Linked DNA regions of Homo sapiens: region 1 is linked to region 2. Evidence: read pairs that join two places in POLR2A ChIA-PET (ENCODE). Cell type or tissue: K562. All regions are shown on one strand. Each heading gives the region's core, and the rest is flanking DNA. Links, peaks and the distances in the headings are about the cores only. Region 1 has its middle 20 kb from the start of CCND3. Region 2 has its middle 22 kb from the start of TAF8.

What was found. Peaks named below come from ENCODE experiments on the same cell type or tissue, not always from the same donor. Only the 100,000 strongest peaks of a DNase experiment are listed, where the experiment ranks them.
Region 1: POLR2A ChIA-PET joins it to region 2 with 12 read pairs; 11 of 35 experiments call an interaction of 5 or more read pairs at or near these places.

Annotation. Positions count from the first base shown.
Region 1 is chr6:41,959,547-41,963,934 of GRCh38, forward strand. It overlaps a transcript of CCND3 not described here. Among named protein-coding and RNA genes, the nearest start is that of CCND3, 20 kb to the left of the region's middle. RefSeq lists a silencer at 1,354-1,551. In K562, for the core only: no CTCF peak of the experiment used is centred there; a DNase peak (open chromatin) is centred at 2,305.
Region 2 is chr6:42,026,652-42,031,039 of GRCh38, forward strand. It overlaps a transcript of CCND3 not described here. Among named protein-coding and RNA genes, the nearest start is that of TAF8, 22 kb to the right of the region's middle. RefSeq lists enhancers at 1,554-1,613, 1,854-1,913, 1,900-2,194, 1,940-2,234, 1,974-2,023 and 2 more. In K562, for the core only: no CTCF peak of the experiment used is centred there; DNase peaks (open chromatin) are centred at 894, 1,640 and 2,080; H3K4me3 peaks cover 1,420 bases.

The DNA.
Region 1 (4,388 bases), core at 158-4,157, 67 kb before region 2:
GGTGGTGTGTGCCTGTAATCCCAGCTACTCGGGATGGGGGCTGAGGCAGGAGAATCACTTAAACCAGGGAGTCGGAGGTTGCAGTGAGCCGAGATTGCGCCACTGCACTCCAGCCTGGCGACACAGCAAGACTAAATCAGGCCAGGCGCGGTGGCTCACACCTGTAGTCCCAGCGCTTTGGGAGCCTGACCACGAGGTCAGGAGCTGGAGATCAGCCTGGTCAATATGGTGAAATCCTATCTCTACTAAAAATACAAAAATTAGCTGGGCATGGTGGCACGTGCCTGTAGTCCCAGCTGCTTGGGAGGCTGAGGCAGGAGAATCGCTTGAACCTAGGAGGCAGAGGTTGCAGTGAGCTGAGATCGCGACACTGCACTCCAACCTGGGCAACAGAGCGAGACTCCGTCTCAAAAAAAAAAAAAATGGAAACAACCCAACATTTGTGGACATATGAATAAATGAAATAATATGGCATATGCATACAGTGGAATATCATTTAGCCATAAAAAGGAGTGCAGTATTGATGCATGCTACAACACGGATGAGTCCTGAAACCATCACGGTAAAAGTGAAAGAAGCCACGTACAAAAGACCACATATTAATATGATTCCACTTATTTGGAACATCCAGAACAGGCAAATCTATAGAGACAGAAAGCAGATTCATGGTTGCCAGTGACTGGGTGGTGGTGATAATGGAGAGTGACTGCTAATGGGTCCCAAGTGTCTATTTTGGGGAGGATGAAAATGTTCTAAAATTAGATTATGGTAGTAGCTACATAGCTCTGTAAGCATGCTAAAAACTAAAAAGATTGTACTTTCGATAGGTGAATGCTATGGTATGTAACTTATAACTCAATAAAACTTTTTTATAAAGGATTCCAATTTGGATAATAAATTACATGGTCATCTTCTCTCCAGGGAGGCCTCTAACACGAGTGATTGAGAGCACGGGGGCTTTGAAGTTGACAAACCTGGGTGTGAATCCCACCTCTACCACTTGTGTGTGACCGGGGGAAATTATCTGATTCCTCATCTGCAAAATAGGGGAGTACTATCTACCTCAGAGGGCATGAAAAGTGCAAGGAGACCCCCAACCTCCATGTTGAAAGTGCTTAACTTTTAGTAGATATTTACATTGGCAAAAATCTGGTACATGGTGGATGGATGGACAGAGGGATGGATGGTGTAAGCTTGAAGCAACTCAAGATTCAGAGAGCAAATTATACCCATTCCTTCAAACAAGATGTTCTCCTTAAAAGGCTGGCCTCAACGTCCAAGCAAAGCAGGGGACCAAGATCACCACTGCCACCCATTCTGTTCAGTCATTCAATCCCCTTGCTAGTGTTCTGTGCCTCACAGGGCACAGCTCTAGGCTAAGCTTCCTGGAGAATAATGGGGGAGAACTCAGGATCTCCACTTTCAGGAGTTTCCCCTCAGCAGAGGGAAGCTGGTCATGTGCAGGGGAAGAGGACAGCACACACAAAGGCCAAGGAAAGAAGCACAGGCTGAGCAGAAGCAACCCTCGTTTCTGAGCAAACAATCCAGGGGAGGTCAACTCTGCTGTCTCCATGAGATGTGGGGACATCGGATGCTGAGCCCTGTCAAACAATCCCAGCAATGCCTTCATCAAAACAATCCTTGTGGCCGAGCGTGGTGGCTCACGCCTGTAATCCCAGCACTTTGGGAGGCTGAGGTAGGTGGATCATCTGAGGTCAGGAGTTCAAGACCAGCATGGCCAACAAAGCGTGGTGTCTCACACCTGTAATCCCAGCACTTTGGGAGGGTGAGGCAGGCAGATCACAAGGTCAGCAGTTTGAGACCAGCCTGGCCATCATGGTGAAACCTTATCTCTACTAAAAATACAAAAATTAGCTGGGCATGGTGGCAGGCGCCTGTAATCCCAGCTACTCGTGAGGCTGAGATGGGAGAATCGCTTGAAGCCAGGAGGCAGAGGTTGCAGTGAGCCGAGATAGCGCCACTGCACTCCAGCCTGGGTGACAGAGTGAGACTCTGTCTCAAAAAACAACAACAACAAAAACAACAACAACTAACAGTCCTCGCTTACGTTAGCCTTCCGAACTGCTCCTCCACAGCTCCTTCATTGCCTCCCTCTAGATAAGCCAAGTCCCTGTCTGCTCATACACCTCCTCTATTCCTTCAGCCTCAGCTTTGACATTGCTCCAGCTCTACCCTCCACCCCAAACTCCCAGCCCACATCCCCACCTGGATGTCACACCCGGTACCTCAAACTCAAGATGCTCAAATCCTGTCCCTGTCCCTTCTCTTGTGTATTGTGTGTCAGTTCACAGTGATCTGCTGAGTCACCCAAGCTGAAAATGCTGACATCATTCTTTCTCAGCTCCTCCTGCTCCTACAGTTTCCACATCAACCTGTAAGCAGGACCTGTCATCAATACTTCCAAAATGTCTCTGGAATCTGGTCCTTCCACTCAGTGCTCAGGTGCTCCCATCTAATACTTGGACTCCTGCAATAGCCTCTCTTCCACCAGTTACCATCTCTAACCTGTGCTCCCCACAACTGCCCAAGCAGTCTTTCTTTTTTTCTTTTGAGTTGGAGTTTCACTCTTGTCGCCCAGGCTGGAGTGTAGTGGCACGATATCGGCTCACTGCAACCTCCGCCTCCCAGGTTCAAGCGATTCTTCTGCCTCAGCCTCCCCAGTAGCTGGGATTACAGGTGCGTGCCACCACCCTGGCTAATTTTTATATTTTTAGTAGAGACAGGGTTTCACCATGTTGACCAGGCTGGTCTTGAACTCCTGACCTCAGGTGATCCACCTGCCTCGGCCTCGCAAAGTGTTGGGATTACAGGCATGAGCCACTGCGCCTGGCTGCCCAAGCAGTCTTTCAAAGACTTCAGGAATGCACATGTGCTTCTTTTGCTCCCCAAAACCTTAAAACCAGACTAGGCACAGTGGCTTACACCTGTAATCCCAGCACTTTGCAAGGCCAAGACAGGAGGATCGCTTGAGGCCAGGAGTTTGAGATCGGACTGCACAACCTAGCAAGACCCCGTCTCTACAAAAAAATTAAAAATTACCTAAATGTGGTGTGCACCTATAGTCCTATTTACTGAGGAGGCTTAGGTGGGAAGATTACTTGAGCCTGGGAGGCTGAGGTTGCAGTGAGCTGTGATCATGCTACTGCCCGCCAGCCTGCGTGACAAGAGTGAGATCCTGTCTCAAAAAAATAATTTTTTTTTGAGACGGAGTCTTACTCTGTTGCCCAGGCTGGAGCGCCATGGCGCAATCTTGGCTTACCACAACCTCCACCTCCCGGGTTCAAGCGATTCTCCTGTCTCAGCCTCCCAAGTAGCTGGGACTACAGGCGCGTGCCACCATATGCCCAGCTAATTTTTGTATTTTTAGTAGAGACGGGGTTTCACCATGTTGGCCAGGATGGTCTCAATCTCTTGCCCTCGTGATCTGCCCGCCTCGGCCTCCCAAAGTGCTGGGATTACAGGCATGAGCCACCACGCCTGGCCAAAAATAATTTTTTTAAAGGCTGCCATGACATGACCTAAATTCTCCGTCCAGCCTTATCTTTGCTTCCCCAACACACAGGCATCTACTCTCCAGGTCCCTGAGTGGCCCAGCATTGATGCTTTTGCTCAGCTCACACACTTCTTTCTGCCTAAAATCCTTCCCCAATCTCCACCTCTTGAAATGCTCCATGTCCTTCAAGGCCAACTCAAATATCACCTCTGCAAAGAGCCCCAGAGGTGGCTTGAAGGAAGCTCTTGAAGGAGCTTGAAGGAAGGTGTGATGTGAGACACACAGGTTGCCCACAGAGGCTACCCTAATTGCTGACTAGTAAAGGGGAATTTGCCTTGGCCAAGTCACACTATTTCAGGGTCTGGGTCTCAGCTTTACATAAGGAAAAGTGTGCTTTATTGAAGCTGCCTGAAGAGTACACACAATCTCACTGTCTCTAATACAGACCACAGAAATGAATACACAAAGCAGAAAAGCAGAGGCAACAAGTGAAGCTGGATACCAAGGCAGGCAATCAGCCATGCTGTCCTTGACACAGGAGGCCAAACTCCAATCAGAGGGGGAGGTGGTGAACGTGGAACCACTTGCTAAGGCAGCTACTGTGTCCCACAAAACATGGTAAAGAAGCATGGTTCAAGAGGTATGAGTCAAGAGTTACAGAACCTGGGTTTGAAACCTAGCTCTGCCACTTAGTCTGTGACTCTGGATAACTTACCTGGACTCCATCAAATGGAGGAAGAAACCATCAAATAGTCCCCTTTGAGCTGGCTGTTCCCTCTGCCTGGACCACTCTTTCCCTAGATCTCCACATAGCTCCTTTCCTCACTTCCCTCAGTCTCTGCTCCATTTTCACCTTTCCTGATCTTCTGAGATA
Region 2 (4,388 bases), core at 261-4,260:
CTTTGGTACTAGAAGCTCCACTATGTATGTTCCCCAAACTCCCTGTCAGCTAAGTGTGGCATGTGATCAGCTGGTGACCAAAGGGATGTCATCTGGCAACTTTGAGGTCATGCTCTGAAAAGGAAGGGCAGTGCCTTTTCTTTCTCGTCACTTTCCTCCCTCCCCACTGGCTGGCTGACGGACCCAGCAGCCATGGTGGGATGCCATCTCCCACACGCAAGGGCACAGGAGGGGCTTGGGCCCTCAACACCACCAAGGGGTCAGATCACCCACCCGGATCTGTATGGGAGAAATTTCCATTTTGCTAAGCCACTCTTGTTGGAGTCTGTGTTACAGCAGCCTAACCTCCCCTAGTTCCTATCCCAGCCCATTCTTTGGTGCCAAGATGCTGATGGGTAAAGGCGTGAAAAAGGGGCCTTGTCCTCATCCATGTCTCCAGCCCTTCACCTCCATCAGGTCAGCTTCCCAAGTGTCTGAGTGCCTTCCAGGTGGTTAAGACACCACTAGGCCGGGCGCGGTGGCTCATGCCTGTAATCCCAGCACTTTGGGAGGCCGAGACGGGCAGATCACGAGGTCAGGGGATCGAGACCATCCTGGCTAACACGGTGAAACCCCATCTCTACTAAAAATACAAAAAAATTAGGCAGGCTTGGTGGCAGGCGCCTATAGTCCCAGCTACTCGGTAGGCTGAGGCAGGAGAATGGCGTGAACGCGGGAGGCAGAGCTTGCAGCGAGCCGAGATCGCGCCACTGCACTCCAGCCTGAGTGAGAGAGCGAGGCTCCATCTCAAAAAAAAAAAAAAAAAAGACACCCGACTCCACCCCCACCTAATGCCAAATGAGGTTGGAGGTGAATGTCTCTCTCACCATACCCAATTTATTCCTCCCTCGAACTGACCATTTCTCAATTGCGTATCTCCTTCCCTGCTCAGGAAACCACTGTACTCAGGCCAACCCAACCCATGGGGAAGGTGGTAAGGAGGGCAGAAAGTGTGTGGGCTTAACACCAGAGCCCAAATCTCCTCCTCACTGCTCACCAGCTGTGTAACCCTGGACAGATCTCTTAGCCTCTCTAAGCCTCAGTTTTTTTTGTTTGTTTGTTTGTTTGTTTTTGAGACAAGAGTTTTGCTCTTGTTGTCCAGGCTGGAGGGCAATGGCTCAATCTCAGCTCACGGCAACCTCCGCCTCCTGGGTTCAAGCAATTCTCCTGCCTCAGCCTCCCAAGTAGCTGGGATTACAGGCTCCTGCCACCACACCCGGCTAATTTTGTACTTTTAGTAGAGACGGGGTTTTTCCACGTTGGTCAGGCTGGTCTCAAACTCCCGACCTCAGGTGATCCGCCCACCTTGGCCTCCCAAAGTGCTGGGATTACAGGCGTGAGACACCACGCCCGGCCGCCCGTTATGAAATGGGGGTAAAAATTGCTTACAGGTTTGTGGAGAGAAGATTACAAACTTGTAAAGTCCCTAGCACTGTGCCTAGCATGTGGTAGGTGCTCACTAAATCGTGGCTGCTCTTACTATGATGCTAAGCATGGGAATACGGAGGACACAGCTGGAGAGGAGACCTGATGACCTCCCTGGTGGAGGGTGGCCAGGGAAGGAGTGGAAGAGAGAGCTGGGGAGAGGAAACTGTGGCCATAAAGAGGAAGAGAGAGGCAGAGCTGGAGGTGACATCAGGGGAGAGAGAGGAGTGGGTTCGGCGATGGCCATGCTGGGCGAGGTGTGGAGAGCACAGCTGTGCTATCTATCAGCTGCCTCCAGCTCAGACAATTCCTGTGCCCATCTCATTTTTGTCTGCCCATCGCCTCTGCCGGGTTGGACACCCTTACCACCACGGTCACCGTTGCCACACTGTCGGCTGCTATTTCTTGCCTCATCTTCCTTCCTGCTCATGATATGGCAGAAGGTGGCAAGGGAAGCAGCTGCCCTCCGCCAGCAGCCTCCCTGCCACTGAAGGCTGAAGCTGTCCACAGGCATGGGTAAAGAGCTCAGGCTCCAAAGACAGATGAGCTGGGTTCCGTTCCCAGCTCTAGCACTTAGGAGCGGGATGACCTCAGCAAGGGAGATGACTCAGCTAAAGCTTCAGTTTCCTTATCTGCACAGTAGGGATAACAGGGCTGTTGAGAAGAAGGAATGAGATTATGCGTGGTAAGCACCCAGCCCAGCACAATGTCTGGCACACAGCAAGTGTTCAATACACGTTCGTGTTCGCTATTTTCAAGGCCAAATAGGTTTGTGACCTGTGCAGCCACACAGGGTCCCATGCTCAGGACGGGTCCCAAACTTGGTTAATGCTCTGTCACCACCACCTTGAAACGGTTTTTTTTTTTTTTTCCTAAGAGACAGGGTCTCACTCTGTTGCCAAGACTGTAGGATTGCAGTGGCATGATCATAGCTCACTGCAGCCTCGAACTCCTGAGTTCAAGTGATTGTCTCACCTCAGCCTGCTGAGTAGCTAGGAATACAAGCAGGCACCACCAGCTATTTTATTTTTTAATTTTTTTTTTTTTTATTATTTTTTAGAGACAGGGTCTCACTATGTTGCCCAGGCTGGTCTCGAGTTCCTGGCCTGAAGAGATCCTCCCGCCTTTGCCTCCTAAAGTGTTGGGATTACAGGCATGAGCCACTGCACGCAGCCTTGAAATTCTTAATAGTTTTTGAACAAGGGCTCTGCAAACTATGTAGCTAGTCCTGGCTATTATTAACATATATTTATTGAGTCTGCTGGCTGGCAGTGGCTATAGAAGGGGACACCTGTCCAGTAGTTTGTTAAAGATGTGGGACATTAGACGGCCTTGGGAGCCTCAAAGGAGGGATTTAAATACAGTGATGTGGCACCATGCCAGGTTGCCAGCAATTAGAGACTAAGAGGGCAGTGAGACCCCCACACATACTCTCACTGGGGCCGGGCACAGTGGTTCATGCCTGTAATCCCAGCACTTTGGGAGGCCGAGATGAGCAGATCACCTGAGGTCAGGAGTTTGAGACCAGCCTGACCAACTTGGTGAAACCCCATCTGTACTGAAAATACAAAATTAGCCAGGCATGATGGTGCATGCCTGTAATCCCAGCTACTTGGGAGGCTGAGGCAAGAGAATCACTTGAACCTCGGAGGTGGAGGTTGCAGTGAGTCAAGATCACAACATTGCACTCCAGCCTGGGCGACAAGAGTGAAACTCTGTCTCAAAAAAAAAAAAAAAAAAATTCCTCTCACTGGGCACTGGGGATGGATGGGGGTGCCCTCCCTGCAGACAGCCAGGACAATGGGCAGCCTCTGGAATGCACCATGCCTCCCTATTTCAACCATTCTCCCACCAAGGGCAAAGATGTCCAATGTACCTGAGGCAAACACTCACCCATCTGCCCTGTGGGTCCAATCCTCTGTGCAACCAGGACAGAGGCCATGCACAGCTCAGGAATACAGGTGTGTCCACGGAGGCCTACATCTTCAGGATATGGAGGGACACGTGGTAAACCAGTGCTGCCCCAAAGCCCCTAGGTGCCCATGTCCATCTGGGTCTTGCCGCTCAGGTTGGAGCTGGTATGGGGGTAGCACAGAAGAAGGGGTGCTCATTATACTTGTGGTGGCCTGAGGGATTGGTCCAGCTCCAGGAGACAGAAATATCTGCTCCTTCTCTTAAATTTTAAATCCCAGGGTAGTATGTCTAGAAAGTAATATGGGGTGTTTGGGGCAGTGACTTGAACCCTCAGGAAATATGGAGCCTTCTGGTTGTTCTGTGGAGCTGGGGATACCCCTAGATACTATGATGAGGCTATGATGAGGCATGACCTCCCAGAGCTGTGCAGAGACCACCTCAGGAGGCACATCTGGTACCTGCTGTCTGTCTCCCCTACTGGACTGTGGGCTCCTGGAGGGCAAGGCCCACCCACAGTGAGGCTGACCAGATGTGCACAGACCCGGCCTCCAGGACCACTCCACTGTCTCCTCTCCATGCCCCAGGTCCTGCCTCGCCTTCCCCAGACTCACCACCACAGCCTGGCCCTCTTGTGTTCCCAGGCCTTCCTGGAGCGGCCCAGGGGAGAGTCTGAGGGTGGCCCAGCCCGGCAGGTGGAGTCCAGCCTGGAAGAGGCCCCTTTCCATCTGCCTCCGGCCACCTGTCCTGAGTACTCACTCCTTCCAGACAGCTGGAGAGCGGCCCCAGAGCCTCTGGCTCAGGGGACTGGGGGAAGGAAGGCAGCTCTAAGGGAGCTGAGCCAAGGCTGGAGGGGAGGCCCCTGGAGCGGGTGGGAACACTGAGTGTGCGTGGATGGGGGTGGGGTGCAGGAAGGCACTTGGGAGAAGTGGGAATTGGGGGTGGGGTCAAAGAGTGGAATGTGGAGCTCATTCTCCTGGGGGCACAGCTGTTTATTCTGATCTCCCTCTTCA